2 separate regions of the Mus musculus genome follow, and region 1 is linked to region 2. A link is a loop called in an ENCODE intact Hi-C map of the cell type or tissue named here. Cell type or tissue: heart. All regions are shown on one strand. Links, peaks and the distances in the headings refer to the core of each region. The heading gives the core; the rest is flanking DNA. Region 1 overlaps Irf2bp2 (interferon regulatory factor 2 binding protein 2). Region 2 overlaps Gm31718 (a long non-coding RNA gene).

Evidence for each region. Peaks named below come from ENCODE experiments on the same cell type or tissue, not always from the same donor. Only the 100,000 strongest peaks of a DNase experiment are listed, where the experiment ranks them.
Region 1: a loop joins it to region 2, with 5 times the contacts of the local background. A loop is called at or near these places in 5 of 42 quality-filtered maps.

What each region holds. Positions count from the first base shown.
Region 1 is chr8:126,580,377-126,588,703 of GRCm38, forward strand. It overlaps Irf2bp2 (interferon regulatory factor 2 binding protein 2), which reads right to left. Exons shown (of 2, transcript NM_001164598.2): 2 at 7,920-8,327. Among named protein-coding and RNA genes, the nearest start is that of Irf2bp2, 9.4 kb to the right of the region's middle. In heart, for the core only: a CTCF peak has its summit at 2,299 (motif pointing right); DNase peaks (open chromatin) are centred at 2,325, 3,435, 3,925, 4,345 and 5 weaker places; H3K4me3 peaks cover 2,596 bases; H3K27ac peaks cover 4,842 bases.
Region 2 is chr8:126,802,730-126,811,056 of GRCm38, forward strand. Gm31718 (a long non-coding RNA gene) reads right to left here. Exons shown (of 8, transcript XR_879375.3): 8 at 1,978-2,984. Among named protein-coding and RNA genes, the nearest start is that of A630001O12Rik, 42 kb to the right of the region's middle. In heart, for the core only: a CTCF peak has its summit at 5,070; DNase peaks (open chromatin) are centred at 1,612, 2,852, 3,262, 4,842 and 1 weaker place; H3K27ac peaks cover 3,471 bases.

The sequences.
Region 1 (8,327 bases), core at 10-8,009, 220 kb before region 2:
AAAGGGCAGCCTCTTTGCTGTTGTGCCTTCACTCCATTCCCCAGACCCACACTTTAGAGGGTCATCCATCTGCCAAGTTTGAGACTAAGCTTCAGAGGACATGGGCAGAACCTGGAAGAAGGACCCTGAAGCATCTGAGATATTCTACACGAGGCACGGTAGTGGCTCCACCAGGTAAGTCTCCAACATGTTGTCTTCTTCCTACTTATTTGAGACAGGGTCTCATGTAGCCCAGGCTGGTCTGGAACTAGCCATATTGCTGAGGGTGACCTTGAACTTCTGATCCTCCCAAGAACCAGGATTACAGGTGCGTGCCACCATGCCTAGTTGTTGAATATGTGTCCCTCCCGAACAAGGATGTGCTGACTGATTGGATAATTATGATAAAACCCTGATCAGGTCACTTCCAGGCTTATGGCCCAAGCAATGGGAAGGCGACCTCGACTTGCATGAAGATTGGGAAAACAGAGGTAATGAGACAGGCATGAGAACAGGAGCTTGATTTTGGATCTATCTAGCACAATGGGTTTAAAAAAAACCAACTGGACAGCTCACTGAATTTGGTGAGCAAGCCGCTTGGCACAGCCTGGCTGGTACCTAAAGGGGAAGTTGAATCTAGAGATGTTTTGTAGGAAGTCTGTATGCAAATATGGTTCGAACACTTGATACTGGATGAAACAACCAGAGAGAAATGTGGGCAGAAAGGAGTGAAACCAGGATGGGAAGGCAGCCAGATAGGTAGCAGGGTAGCAGTCATTTCTGCAAACAAACCGAAGACACTTTCTCTTTGCACCTACCTGATCTAGTCATAAGGGACATATCTCAAGTCACTAAGCGTTAAGCATCATGGAATGTGTACTACTTAACTTTGTCTGTTAATCCCTCTATAAGACCAAGAGGTAAGCCATCCCATCCCTAACCAGTTTCTCAGAAGACTAAACACAAAAGTTTAGAGAGGGAGGTACCATTTAAGTTTAAGCCATCAGACCCTAGCCCATATTCTTTGTGTGTGTGTGTGTGTAAAACATGGGTACGCATATATGTGTGCATATGTATATGTGTGTATATGTATATGTGTGTATAGGTATATGTGTGCATAAGTATATGTGTGTGCGTATGTATATGTGTGCATATGTGTGCATAGGTATATGTGTGCATATGTATACGAAAGTTCACTTGTCCCTGTCTATGTGTGTGGAATCAAAAGGTCAATGTTCTGTGCCCTCTATTGCTCTCCACATTACTTTTGAGTCAAGATCTCTCCCCGAACATGAAGTGCAATGATTAGCTAGGATGGTTGGCCAATGAGCCTGCCTCTCAGTACAGAGTTTCAAGCCTTTTTGCAGAGGTTACACTGCGTACCCAGCTCTTTGCATGGGCACTCTTGAGATCCAAACCTGGGTCTTCATACTTTCACGGCAAACACTTTAACAACTGAGTCACGCCTCCCAGTCCCCGTTCCTTACCAGGAGGCACATGCATACAGGGAAACCCAGGGAAACCAATCAGTGAAGACACGAATCACAGTGGGCAGGTGGGGGTCTGGTGGAAGCTTTCTCTCCAGTCACCATTCTTACACGTGCCATCTCTTTCCTACTGCAATGTCTGGGATTCCTCTGGGCCTTGGAGAGTCCCAACCTCACCCCAATGGTCCACAACCTCAGCAGACACCACAAGAGAAACCCCCTGGGGCTAACTGGATGGCTTGGTTTGCTGCTCACCCCTTGACTAAGTTCCTTCTCAAGCTACAAAGTTGTGGTTGACCAACTCTTCATGGCTTCCATGGCTTTTACTTTTTATTTATTATTTATTTATTTTTATTTTTTTGGATCCACTGGCTCTAGGGCACAGATATATGGTTCATCAGAAAATAAAATGAAATTTTACACATAGAACATCTCCATTGAAGTTAACCTAATGAAGGAGTTCTTTAATTCCTGCCCCCTCCATTTATTTTTTTTTGTTAATGCTTTTAGAAAATATATTTAAAATCCTCCACCCCCCACAACCACACAAATGCAGTCCTTGCTTCCAAAGTCACAGGTGGGTCAATGTCAAGCTGCTTTGTGGGCCTAATGATATGCTCAAGAGACTGTCCATGAATACCTCTGAACGGATTATTTTTAGAAAGTATTCACCTCTTCTATTTGCAGATCGTATTTTTATTTTATTTCCAATGGCGCCATTTATTCTCTAAGGTCACTGATGAAATAAGAAAGCCTGCACAGGGTAGAGTATTGATACCCAATGAAAATCAGCCTTTGGTCCCCAGCAGGAGGTGCCCTGTAGAACCCTGCTCTCCAGGAGTGAGCACAGCAGGGGGCGCCCTGCTCTCCAGTGTTTCAGAGGGACTCCTTGTTACCCACGTTCACATAATAACGGAAAATATTTATTTGGTGTAACCCAGCAAGCACCCTGTTGCCACACACCTAGTGCCTTTTCAGATCAGAACCCTGTCACAGAGACTGCCTGATTCTTAGCTCCTCTATGGGGTGAATACTCGTTGTTTTGTTGTTTTAATCATTAAGACAACTAAGTGTACATGATGCCATGAGATGCTCATAGTCTAGGAAGATTCCCCAGCCCTGTGTGTGGCAACTGCTGTGTGAAGCATAGGCAGAGAGGTGCGTTCCTAATGGAACTTAAAACTTCAGGTCTCAGCACAGAACTCTCTTGTGTCTCCATGAGAACAGCCTCTGGCTGTAGACACACAGCCACAGGGAAAGAACAGGAACTTTCTCTCAGAAGTTTGAACCAGGAAGCCTTGTGTGCTCAGTGTGCCTTTGATTTCCATCACAATTGCCTCTCAAGGTGCGAGCCAAGTCTCCAGGCAGGTTGTGAGTAGGATTCTAGACACACAAACCTCTTCAGTGTCCCATCCATGTGCTGCAATCGCTGTTGAAGCAATGGCAAGCTGTCACTAAGGCCTGAATGAGGGAGGTCCCTATCTCCCCAGGATAGGCACAATCTGCTCCAAGACTGCTGAGAGAGAAATGTCATCACACACACACACACACACACACACACACACACACACACACACAAACACACACACACACACACACTGTATTCCTTCTGAGACAGGAATGCGCTATGTAGGGCAGGTTGGTCTTGAACTTAAGACCCTTCTGCCTCCACAGTGCTGGGATTCCAGGCATTAGCCACCACACTCGACAGAGAATTAAAAAAAAATAAATAAATAAAATAACACGGAGCTTATTTTTGTTTCTCTCTCCCCCCAACCCCCACCCCAGTACTGCAGAGCGTTAAACTGAATAATTCAGAAAAATGTGAAGTTAACTGGGTAGCACCTTAAACGCGCTCTCTGGCCTTAAATTGTTTCTACATTATTTATGCCCGACTGGACAGCCAGCTGATCGAGCGCCTGATCAGACTTGGGAGCTCCCGCGTGGACTGTGTCCTGAGGATTGCTTCCCAATTGCACTTTGAACATGGTCCAGCATGGGTATGCTCTCTGCTCACACGGACGTCCTTTTGACACGTATGTTTACAGCATCAGCATGAAACATTTGGCTTATTATAGCTACAGCCCTAACCCCCCTCGCCCCCCACCCCCACCCTCACCCCCGGAATGATGGTTTCCAAAAACGGAGTGACATTTGGGCAGCTTTTGTCCGGAGGCTTCTGTAAACTTCACAAATCCCCCTCCTTCCCCCAACCTCCCCCCCTCCCCCAGCACACGCTGGCGACTAAAGCAGCCGCGTGTGACCCTCGGGGCCCCAGGCGCCAGCGCCCCCCCCTCGCCAGACAAGCCTTTGACTTTATTTGGTGCAGCACGCGCAGCTCCAGCCTGCGCGCGCATTCCTGCGGGCGCCAACTCACGCGCGGGACGCTAATTTTAGCGCCGCAGCTGGCGCGGGGCGCCGCCCGTGCAGTGGGGCGGGACGCACGGGACGGAGAGGGGACTGCCTAGTGGGGAAGCGGTCCGTGGATTGGGGCGAGGACCGCGGAGTGGGGCGGGGCGTGGGGGTACAGAGTGGAGCTGAGAGCGCGTGGGACGTGGTGGAGGCTCGTGGAGCAGGAACAGAGTAGGACAGGGTAGGGCGCGCGCGCAGTGGGCACACCGGAGCCTCCACGTGCCTATCTGCGGTCATGTATGAGAGGGAGTGGAAGCCCCCTCCACGAGGCGAGTTCAATTCCATGTGTTCCTCGTGGGCCTGACTCACTTCTTTCTGTAAAAGCGACTGGGGTTGGCTGGACCGGAGGCTTCTTTTTAAAACACTCCTTGCTCCCAAACTGCCACGCAAAGTTAAAAGGGGAAAAGGAAGAGCCCCAGCCTGACCCCGCCCGATGCAACCCGGGCTCCGCGATTGTGCGCAGATGCAACAGGACGCAGCCGCTTTGATGCTCAGCCAAAGCATGGCCCTTGTGTGCGCTGCACAATGCATGCATTGTGCGCATGCCCGTCTTGAGTTCCTGGGTCAGAAGGCTGCTGTGGCTCGGTTTATAAATTCTAGGACACTCCATTCTCTCGTGTGTGGAGTTAGCCTCTACTCTTATTTCCCACACTCATGGTAGGTAGGGGAGCCTCTGTGGACCAACCTGTCCACTGTGCCCTTGGCCAAGAAAAGGGTTCTACCCAGTGGCTTTGACCCTAACCTCACAAGTGGCTGTAGCTTGAGGTGCCTGCTTGGGGTTGTTAAAAGAATGGTACAGACACCCATATGGTGCTTATTAGAACAGTCCCTAACGACTGTGACCTGCCTGTGAAATTCTGATTTCAGTTGTATATGGGGTACAATAAATCTTTATCTTTTATCGCCCAAAACGGCTAATTGAATTGCTGTTGGCAGCACAAATAACAAAATGGGGTAACAGCCTGGGTGGAACGCTCCCTCAACCCCCAGCAACTCCCAGCAACCTTTTCCCAGTAGCAACTCAATCCAAGATGGATGGCTATAAGGTTATAACTCAGGTGGATCCCAATAGCCCTTCCTGTGTTCTGCAGATCTCTTGATAGCATACTTAAAAATTATAAGAGAACATAACTTGTGTCTCATTTAAAAAAGAAACAACAAAAGCTGGGAGGTGGTCGTGCACACCTTTAATCCCAGCACGTGGGAGGCACAGGCTGGATCTCCAGGAGTTCGAGGACAGTCTTTCCTACAATAGAGTTCCAGGGCAGCAAGGGCTACAGAAAACAAAACCAACCAACATTAAAATAAATGGAGGCCCTTAGCTGTGCTGAAAATGCTGTTTCTGTTTTGTTTTCCTGGAGACACCGCCACCACACACACACACACACACACACAGTTCGGAAGACGCTGTGCTGCGGCAGGAAAGATGTTTACTAAGTGGCAGAGAAATCTGCAGTGACCTAAATATCTGTCTTGCCTCCACGCTCATCCAGCAAAGCTTGACTCATCTGTGCCCCGTCCCCGTTCCCCTGGTGAGCATCTGAACTGCTAATGATACTGATGACTTCCTTAGAATCACTAATTGCTAAGTAAGAGTGGTTAAGATCTCCAGATTATGTAACAAGTTATTCTGCACAAAATGTACACTATATTTAGAAATATTCAAATGTGGTGGTGTCACCCTACACAGGATGTGTTAGCTCACCGTGCAGGGTGCACTGCGTATTTTACCAGCCCAGTTCTACAGCCCCATTCAAAGGCCAGCCAGTACCTGATGCTCTCTGAATTCTCACTGGGAATCCTGTCATCTTGGTCTCTGGATCTAACCTATCTTAGAGGAGTTTCTAATGTTTTGGGGGTAAATCAAAGGATGTTTTTTGATTTTTGAGCCAGTGTACATTATAGAGGGCCAGCCTCTTACTTTCCCCCAGACACATTTAAGGTGTTGTCATAGAAAAAACTTACACCATGCCAACAGTCATTCTACTGGCTTTTTCATTAAAAATAAAAGGTCACTTTTTTTTTTTTTTTTTTTTTTTAAACCAGGTGTGGTATCAAGTGCCTTTAGTCCCAGAATTCAGGAAGCTGGAGGCAGCAGACCACTTCTGAGTTGAGGCCAGCCTGGTCTACAAAGCAGGTTCCAGGCTATGTGCAATGAGACTGTCTCACAAACAAACAACAAAAAAACCCAAATAGTCGTTATGATACCATGTCCAAATAATTAAAAAGTTACGTCTCTATGGTACTTTCCCCCTAAAATACCTTTCTCGTTGCATGGAATGTTTTATATTGAAGTCCAACCAAGAGGGTACCATGTTGTGATTTAAACACACCAGACATACAAACCCTACAAACACAATTTTGTAATTTTTTAAAAAGAGCTGTAATACTTTTGAAATAAATCAAAGGTAAGTGGTGTCAAATACACCTGGCATGGGGGCAGGTGACACTGCTGAGTTAGACCGGCTGAGGTGTTTCAGTCCTGGGAACTGAACCCAAGGCCTCATGCATGTTAGGCAAGCATTCCGCCTCGGATGTACTACTGTGCAGTCGTAATAATGATCACCAGGGGTAGTGTGATACCCCTGGTCAGTACTTAGCTGGGAACTCAGACATATCCAGCGCTAATCCATACACCCAATCATCTCCAACTTCCAGTCTCTTCTTACATAATCTATAAGCTACACAGTTGTGTGTTGTGTGTGTGTGTGTGCCTTCACCAGAAGGGCATTCTGGTGAAGACGCAGGCTGCCCCCAGAAAACAGGAAGGAGGGACCAGCATGACTGATAGTCTGGGAACTTTGCATTTCTGTGTCTACAGCCTACTTAATTCTGGTAGTACGGGTCTAAGCAGAAGCCCTCAAGGAGTTAAAACTCAGGCTGCATCTAGAACCCTAGGAGATGAAATAAGTATGATTGCATTCACTGTCTGTGACCAAAGAGAAACATGTCTTCTAGCCTCCTATGAACAGAAGGCAGGCAGATGAGGGTGACCCCAGACCAATGGTAGCCTGCCCAAACATTCTGCTAGAAGATTCCATACGTAATCAGGAAGGTGGGCATTTCACTCATCAAACAAGATGATCTATAAGTCACGTGGAGCAGTGGAAGACTTGTCTCAAAACTAGGATTCCCCAATTTTTTTAACCCTTTCCTCCCCACAACAAGAACCTAGTCTACTTAACTTTATCTTTGCAAGGCACTTAAAGATTTTTTTTTAAAGCGACTTCTGGAAGAGTTATTGTGTCACCAAAATTAAATAAATAAATAAATAAATCTAGCATTTCCAAGAAACCCAAAGCTAAGTTTAGCCTATTTCTTGTTATTAAATGAAAAAGTCATTTATTGCTGATGAAAAAACTAAATATATATGGGATAGCCTCCCCATACAAGTCACAGGACCACCCCTCCTCCCAAAGATGCTGTTGATGTCATCTTAATACATACTGTATATTTCTAGCCTTGAACTCTTCCAAAATTTCACAGCTCACTATCCCAGGAGCCTTCCCTACCACAGGCCAAGAGATCAAGAAAAAAGTGTACCCTGCAGGAATCCCCTGCTATGTGGTGACAACTGCCAGTTAGACAGTGGGGATTCACACCTAAGTAAGCCCCCTCCGGTGGCTCTACTACACCTCACTCCACAGCTTTCCCAAATGTAGACCCCACTCCCACCAAGAGAGTACTTGTCTATGGCCCAAGATGTCGACTATCACAAAACTTTTCAAAGAGCAGATTCAGGACAGGACAGGCACCTCAGTGTCCCGGCGGCCATCTGCTCTTTCCAACCCAATTCTTGCAGAGTGGCTCTGCTACCAGCTTGCAAAGCAAACAAGTACTTCCCAGATGACCTCTGCTCTGATCCTATCTGTGCCCCTCCCCATCTGCCCTTCCCCCCTTGACTACAAGTCTCCTATCTCACTTGTCCTGAAAACCCCAACCCCATACATACACCCTTCAGTCTAGCGATCGCCACAACAGCCGCCCTGAGTTTGATTTTTTAAAAAAAATTTTTTTTTAAAAAAAAGGTCTTGGAAAACATTCAGTGCTCCCAATTTTATTTTTATTTAATGCTAAAAGAAAAAAAAAGTACTGTAAATCTGACAAATGACAGAATGCAGGTGATATCTCCATAGCGTGGGTTTAAAATATACCGTTGATAGCTCAGATTACACTTATTTCAGTAGACATTGAGTTTCATCAGATATAGAAAAATTATCACCTTCGACTTAAAAAAAAAATAAAGCAAAGTTTGAAAGGTGGCACACTTTCAAAACACCTGGTGGCCAGGGAAAGGTATATAGAAAAGCTGTAAACCACGTGTATGTTCTCATTAACTCCAGAGTGAGGCCACATGAAAGACACTAACTCTATCTGTTAAATTCTATAAACTGTTAAAAGAAAAAAAAACAAAAACCTGACCGACCACCCCATCCCCCCCCACTATTC
Region 2 (8,327 bases), core at 211-8,210:
CAGCTCAGGCAGAGGAAGTGGGAAGGACAAAGAGGAAACTTGAAATGTAGCCACGGGCCCTTCATGCATCCTCACCACCTTGAGCCTTCTCACACGAGCTCATCCTTCAGGGGAACCCCAGACCCACAGGAAGGAGCAGGGCAGGCAGAGGCAGAGGTGAGGGAGTGGATCTGTATGGAGAAACAGCCTGGTGCACGTCCATGTGTGTGCCAACCTGTTCCCAAAGGGAAGCTCACAAATACACCTGCCTATCAGACTTTCTCTCCTAGGAAGGCAGACATGTTTACAGAGTACACAACTCACTAAGACCCACTGGAGAGAAGTACAGGAGGCAGGGTAGGTGGAAGTGAAGCCGAAGTCAGGAAGGGCTCTCCAGGGCTCACCTGCTGTGACTATCTGCCTCCTCACCTCCTGGTTGTGGGCAGGAGCTGGACCCAGAGACCCCTCTCCAGATCGCCTCCCTCAGCTTCTCCAAGTACAGGGCTCCTGTGTGGTGGGGGGCTGCCAGTGCCTCCCACCTGATGAGAGAAGGACAGACACTGCCACTGTGCCCCCGTGGGCATCACACTTCTCTTTTATGCTCACCCAATGGCTGGTCTGCTGACCTGCAGATGCTCCAGTCTTGCATGTGAATGTAGCCCTAACTTTGCATAGCCTTCTTCACCAGAAACCTTTGTGTAAGGGCCCAAGTTAACACTGTGCTCTGTGTGCTCCCAGCACAGATCTTCTGCAGATAACCCATGAGCCCATCACATCACAACCAGGATCCCTTACTGCTTTAGGTCCGAGAATATTCTATCTCTCCTTCACGATACTAACAACTCTTGAAATCCATGCTGGGAAATTTCGAGACAGGATATAGATCATTGTAGATTTAAAAATAAACTAAAGAAACTGGTAAGGTAAGCATAAAAGGTGACCTTGGGACATCTGGCCAGATGTGACAATGGGCCTACTAGATGCTTTTCTGAAGCCTCTCAGGCTCCTATGGTGTTCCCACCTAGCCTCACCCTATCCAGTCAAAATTGTAAGTCACATCCACACGGAAGAGAGGAAGGACAACGTCCCTTATACATCACAACAGATTAGACACGCGCATGCCCTTTGCTATTCTTGCGACATCTCTGAGATATACTTTTTTTTTTTTTTCAAAAAAAGAAATTAAAGAAGGCAGCAAATGTGTCTCAGTTGTTCGAGGGGTTGGCTAGCACACACAAAGCTCTGACTTTGATCTCCTCACTTTATAAACCTGAAGCAAGACATTCTCAGCACCGGGGAGTAAAGTCAGAGGCATCAGCAGTCCAAGGCCCCTCTAGGCTGCACAAGACACTGTCTCAAGAAAGATACAGGGGAGAAAAGGAAAAGCAAAAGAGTTTGGAAGAAGAAGGCGAGGCGGTGCAGCTTGGGGTGGTGTGGACTCCTGTGGGCCCTCAAGAAGGTGAATCACTGTAGGGAAGTGGCCAGGGTTGGTTATCCCCAAAGTGGGGGGCAGGGGGGTGGGGACAGAGCCCTATAGGTTCCTCAGACTGAGGTGACAAGCAGCTTGATGATCTGGCCTCTTGTCTACAGAGCAGTCACTTCCCCCACGAAAAACCCCAGTGCCTTCCAGGAACCGCACAGAACGTTCGTTCCTACTTCCCTTTGCCACAAACATTCTGCAGCCCCTGCTTATCTGATTGGATCCACAGGTTCATTTGCAGGCAAATGGGATCCCATTTATGGTGACTTGGCCTTTCCTGCTCTAGACTGGTTAACCCTGGCTTTAACCTGCAGCAACGAGATCCTAGGTGAAGACCTGGAGCAGGGGAAAGCCCAGGCTCCTTGCTTCTGTATGCAACCCTAAAAATGGGTACAAGAAGCCTAAAGGACCAGCGAGCAATCGGGATATTCAGTGTGGCCTTGAGGGAAGGGCTTTTTGGCCCCAGAGACTTCACTCCTCCCCCCATTTTAATATTTATTGAATTGACAATACTAGCTGTATATATGAATGAGACATAACATGTTGCCATACCTGTATACATGGTGTAAAAATTACACCAGGGCAATTGGCCTACATATCACATAAAACATTTATCATTTCTGTGTACAAGAACCCTTGAAAACCTTCCCCTTTCTAAGCTACAATGTATCTCCTTTCTAAGCTACAATGTATCTCCTTTCTAAGCTACAATGTATCTCCTTTCTAAGCTACAATGTATCTCCTTTATAAAACAATGTATCTCCTGATGCATTGTTTTCAACCATAGTGACTGTAGCATGCTACAAAACATTAGAAGTGACTTCTCCCACCTGTTCCCTAGCCTGGTTAACTACCCTCTCCTTCCCCCAGCCCATAATAACAACCATTCTCCTCTCTGTTTCCTTGACACCAACTCGTCAATGGCCACGTGGGAAAGTGTGTGGTATTCCTGACCCTTTCATCTTTTAGACCTGATGGATAACATGCTGTTCTACTAAGAAAGCTACAGCAATACCTCTGAAGCTAGGTAGCTTGAACAACACGTTGAGGAACACGTATCATCTGAGATTAGAAGTCCAGGAGCACACTCTTGGCCGATGCTATTCCTTGCAAAGGCCTCTCTGTGGCTTCCAGAGGAGCACCTGCTCATTGTGTCCCTGTTGGGTGAGGATCCTGTGTGTGCTGGAGGTGGCTCCTGTCCTAGGAGCCCTGTACTGACACCCAAGGACCCTGAGGGCCTGGCCCAGGCTCCCCACCCTCTTGTGTGAATGCCATTCAGGTTTTTGTTCATTGTTGCCTGCCGGACAACCGGGAGTGTTTTCTTTGGAAAGCCCAGCGATCCTGCATGCTGCCCTTCCTCTGTCCCGAACAAGTGTTGTTTAATGGGCGGCCGAGATTGTTTTGGAGATAGGCGTCTTTTCGAAAGAGGAGGAGGCTGTGTGCCTTGGTTACTTTGGCCACCTTCCTTTGTTTTTTTTCTGGAAACTCCTCCTCCCCATGTGTGAAGACCGTAGGTGTCAGGGACCTGAAAAACAAACACTCATTCAGCATGCAAGAACCAGGCCCTGAGAAGCCCTGCAAGGCCTCACATCAGGGTCCTGAGGAGGCCCTGAGAGGGAGAGGGGAAGGCAGCAGAGCCTGGGAAAGTCACACCCTACAGTGTGAACTGAGTTTGCTGACTGTTTTGGGGACCTGCAGACAGGGGCCTGTGAATTCCAAACACAGTACACAGGCCTTTGGCTTTCCCTCAGGCCCCTTCCTTCCTGTCCCTCAGCCTGACCCTCCCCTCCTGGCAGGCCCTTCCTGTTTCGGGGAAGTTCAGCTTGTGGTGGAAGAATGGCCATTGTTCCTCCCTCCTCCTGGTCCCCTGCTCACATCCGGTCCCTGGTCTCTAAGTTCCCCTTCAGAACAGCCCAGACTTTCCTTCTCAAGAAACCTGTGAGACGAGGGCATTTCCTCCCTGGCTACCCCGGTTCCCACCCTCTGTTTCCAGTAGCCTTCAGGCCTGCCAGACCATCAGGCTCCCTGCTTTTCTGTGACCCGAGGCCCACACCTGTGACTTAACAGCTCAGTGTCTCTTTCCTCACATTCTACCTGTCCCAAGACATATTTACCCTAGGACCTCATGTGAAAAGGCAAAGGGCGAGTTCTGTCACCCATGCCCTCACCCTTTCAGGCAGGCATCAATCACCCGGTTGACAGGTGGCAAGTGCCTCATCTGCAGGCTGGCAGCTCTCTACCATGACATCATGGCCAAGTGAGCTCTGGGGCCTTTCCTACTGGGTGCCTTCTCTGTCTGCTACTTGATTCCCACTGCTCTTGTCTGGGAGAAACCTTTCTTTTGTCTCCTTACACTAGGGACAGACCCAGGTTCCCCCATCCTACTGCATGATGAATTCTTGGTCCTCTCCATATTTGCTGCTCAGCCTTCACCCTACTTTCTATGACTGACCATGCACACACAGCTCACAAAGAGCCAGGGTCCTCTCCAGTGTGTTCAGAGCTACTGTCATCCCGGGAGATACCGCTGACCCCCTCCCCATTCCTCAGTGTATTCAGAAATAGTCCCCTGAGCAGCTCATTTAGGAGACATTCACCCATGGATTTGTGTGAGCCCCTTTACATGTTGGGGCCTAGTTAACACCATCAACCCAAGGCAGGATGACCTTGGAAGAGCAAAGAGACAAGGCAGGAGTCATAGTGGGTATTCTGAAACTGTCCCCTTTAACCTCTAGAGACAAGATGTATCTGTGGCAGATTAGTGACTCCCCTCTGCTATTAAGGTACACATATATGTCACCTCTGCACCCACAGAGGCCAAGATGGGTCCCTGAGGTCTACATTCAGCCTTATTCCCCGTCCTGTGGATGCTGAAATAATCTAAGATAACACAAATCAAGGATTATAGCAGACTCTGCTACACCATTAAACTTCACTAATACACACACACACACACACACAGAGAGAGAGAGAGAGAGAGAGAGAGAGAGAGAGAGAGAGAGAGAGAGAGAGAGAGAGAGAGCAACTTTCCCTCTGGCCAAGATCTAACCAAATCATTATCTCTTCAGGCTGCAGTGAAGATTAAGTCAAAAGCCCTGTTGACTGTACATGCAGTAGCTGGCAGGTGCTCACAGGGAGCAGCCTGGCTGATCCTCGTCATTTGTCCTCCATGTCATGACAGTCCACACCAACGTGAGGGCTAAACACAGTCACTCTAAAGTTCCAAAGTGTCCCATGGCTATTATTAGGCTGTGACAGGCAGCAGAGCCAGGAGAAGTGACCTGGCTCAGAGGACCACAACCTCTGAACGAATGTCATCATCTCCCCAAGTTCCTGAATCCATTGCCACTAGGTTGGGACATTCTCTTCAAGGGCCAGCTCCAAAGCTGGGTTGTAGGAAGTTGTGCAATCGGTGAGGTTCGCTGGCAAGGGATGACTTTCATCTTTTACACATTGACCCTCATGTTCCTGGAAGCTAAACGGGATGAACGTTTTGTTCTTCCCCCAAACACCCCGCCCCTTCTGTCCTCTGTCCTTCAACCAAACCATGTGTGTGTGGCACCCACAGTTCTCAAGAGACCTGGCCAGAACCCCAATTGGCACTCACATGCCCCCTAGAGCATGCACACATACAGCTCCAGAGCTTTTTTCTTTTAAATCCTTACAGCTGACCATTCCCTGTCAGATCCATAGAAGCCAGAGTATAGGGACCAAGTTGCAGGTCATAAAAGGCATTGGCTGGACTACTCATTTCTCAGGGACAAAGGAACCAGTACCCTCTCAGAGGCCATGGTCCAAGGCAGGGAGAGAATGAGGAGCCATCCTTCCATTACCTTTAGGAGATGGTGATGAGCAGCTAGAGACACTTTTGTTTAGGTCATAGGCAAAGTGGTCTGGGTACATACAAACCTGCACCAGATGTAGTGTTCACAGGACTGTGGTGGGATGCCAATAACAGCCCGAGGTTGGTACTTGGCAAACATGGGTGAGTAGACGAGGGGAAGTCTGGGGAGCAACTCTGTAATGATGGCCGCTCACACTGTTGTGGCTGGTGGCTTCCTCAGTAAAACGTATTTGAGCAAATGGAGCTGCACTTTCTCCAAAATGGTCCCACATTGTCCCCTCTAGTCATTCCCCTTTAGCTTGGGACCTTTATTAGCTTAGCTTTCTGTCCCCAAATGAGAAACTATCCTGATTTTCTTCCTTCCTTCCTTCCTTCCTTCCTTCCTTCCTTCCTTCCTTCCTTTCTTCCTTCCTTCCTTCCTTCCTTTCCTTCTTCCTTTCTTTCTTTCCTTTTTTTTTTTTTTTTGGCTCTGTTATCCCTACACCCACTTGTCAAGCCTCTGACGATAAACTTCATCAAAACAGTACGCATGTATTACAACCTCTGTCCTAGAAAAAAGACATTCACTGGGGCCTATGTGTGTTTGCAGAATGGTTTCCAAATTTGACCTGTGTCCCCAGAGCTGAGATCACCAGAGAGAGCTGTTACTACATCTCTGTCTTCCCCCAGGCAACGCACAGAGGCCAGAACGCCATGTGCTGAGAGCCATGCCATCCTCCAACTCCTTTTGCCCTTGGGATCAATGGTCCCCAAAAGTGTGTGGTGGTTGGACACCAGAAATACAGTGTCCATGAGAGAGAAAATGAAGCTGGGGAAGGTCACTGCTGAGATCTGCCCCTAGTCCCTGTCCACAAAACCCTTTCCCCGTTGGAAGGCATTCCTCTGTCCAGAGACTGGTTCTGTAACTTTGTTGCAGTCAATCTCCAAGGCAGGAAGGACTCCTTTAGTGTGTTCTTTGTTTTTCTGCCATACCTGTACCATTTACCAACCTAAGGTGGCTTACCAGGCCTTATTCAATTTTCTAGTCTACCTTTGTATGAGTCGATTTTCTATTGTTATAACAAAAATACCGATGCCAGGGTACTTTATTTAAAAAAAAAATGTTTATTTCACACAATGTTGTTCAAGAGCATAGTGTCAGCTCTGGAAAAGGCTCCCTGAGCATGCCAGATCACAGAAGATGACATCAAGGGAAAATCACATGGAAAGACAGAAAGAAATGGGAGAGGGACCAGTCTTTCTCCTTTATTAAAAATCATCTCTCAAGAACCAAGAAGGTTATCAGGAGAACTACACTAATATCTCTCTCAGGCAAGACCACCGCTGACCACTCATCTCCCATTAGGTCTGGTCTGCAGGCTTGGGCAGTGAGTAAGTCTGGGGTGTGGGAGAGTATTGGAAGAGCTGTGGAGTCAGGCAGGGACTGGGTGAAATGATTAATCTCCATTGAAGAGCAAACTTCTAAAGCATGAACTTGTGTGGGCACACTCTGGCCATCATCCAATCCAAACACCCACCATTGTTGGCTTCTCTGTCCACTCTCAGCAAACCACCAGAATGTTCACATTCTCTTTATTCCCTAGCCAGCACCCCTCAAGGGCTCATCACCCCAGACTCAGACTCAGACTCAACCTCTTCCTCTCATCCTTCTCCTCCTTCTCCTCCTCCTCCTTCTTCTTCTCCTCCTCCTCCTCCTTCTCCTCCTCCTCCTTCTCCTCCTTTTCCTCCTCCTCCTTCTTCTCCTCCTCCTTCCCCCCTTCTCCTCCTCTTTTCTTCCCCCTTCTCCTCCTCCTTTTTCTTCCCCTCCTTCTCCTCCTCCTCCTTCTCCTCCTTCTTCTCCTCCTTCTCCTCCTCCTTCTCCTCCTCCTCCTTCTCCTCCTCCTCCTTCTCCTCCTTCTCCTCTTCCTCCTTCTCCTCCTCCTTCTTCTCCTCCTTCTCCTCCTCCTTCTCCTCCTTCTCCTTCTTCTCCTTCTCCTTCTTCTCCTTCTTCTCCTCCTCCTTCTTCTCCTCCTTCTCCTCCTCCTTCTCCTCCTCCTTCTTCTCCTTCTTCTCCTTCTCCTTCTTCTCCTTCTTCTCCTTCTTCTCCTCCTCCTTCCCCCCTTCTCCTCCTCTTTTCTTCCCCCTTCTCCTCCTCCTTTTTCTTCCCCTCCTTCTCCTCCTCCTCCTTCTCCTCCTTCTTCTCCTCCTTCTTCTCCTCCTTCTTCTCCTCCTCCTTCTCCTCCTCCTCCTTCTCCTCCTTCTCCTCTTCCTCCTTCTCCTCCTCCTTCTTCTCCTCCTTCTCCTCCTCCTTCTCCTCTTCCACCTTCTCCTCCTCCTCCTTCTCCTCCTTCTCCTTCTTCTCCTCCTCCTTCTTCTCCTCCTTCTCCTCCTCCTTCTCCTCCTCCTTCTTCTCCTCCTTCTCCTCTTCCTCCTCCTTCTCCTTCATCATCATCATCATCATCATTCTCTCTCCTCTTCCCTGGGCCCACCTTGCTGCGTGTCAGAGTTGGGAGAGATGCTGGCATCCTCTGAGCCCTCCTGATCCACAGGCAGCTCAGGTTGAGAGATGCTCACAGCTAGAAGATCACTTGGCACCTGCTAGTGAAGCTCACTGTGAGTCACACCAGGTCTGGGCAACCAAAATGACCAAGAATGCATTCCTGCCCTGCAGCAGCTCAGGAAAAATGTAGGCAGTGAAAAAAAATGGGCCAAATCCATCCGGTCGGCATCTGTTTTTGTACACAAAGTTTCACTGAAATACAGCCATGCCATTCACCCGTGGCTATGTAACCACACAGAGAACACACTGAACAGTTGGGACCAGACATATGAGATGCAAATCAGAAAACATTTACTACATGGTTTTATGCAAAAACCATCTGCCTGCTTCAATGCGATTACGAAACACCAAAAGACGGACCCTTGTCCTATGTCCCAGGTATTGCCGCACATGCTTCTCAACAGACAAACTCTCTCAGGCCCAGATGTGCTTGGAGCCAGGTTCTCTAGAGGATAAACAGAGAGACAGCAGAACTGGGGGTAGGA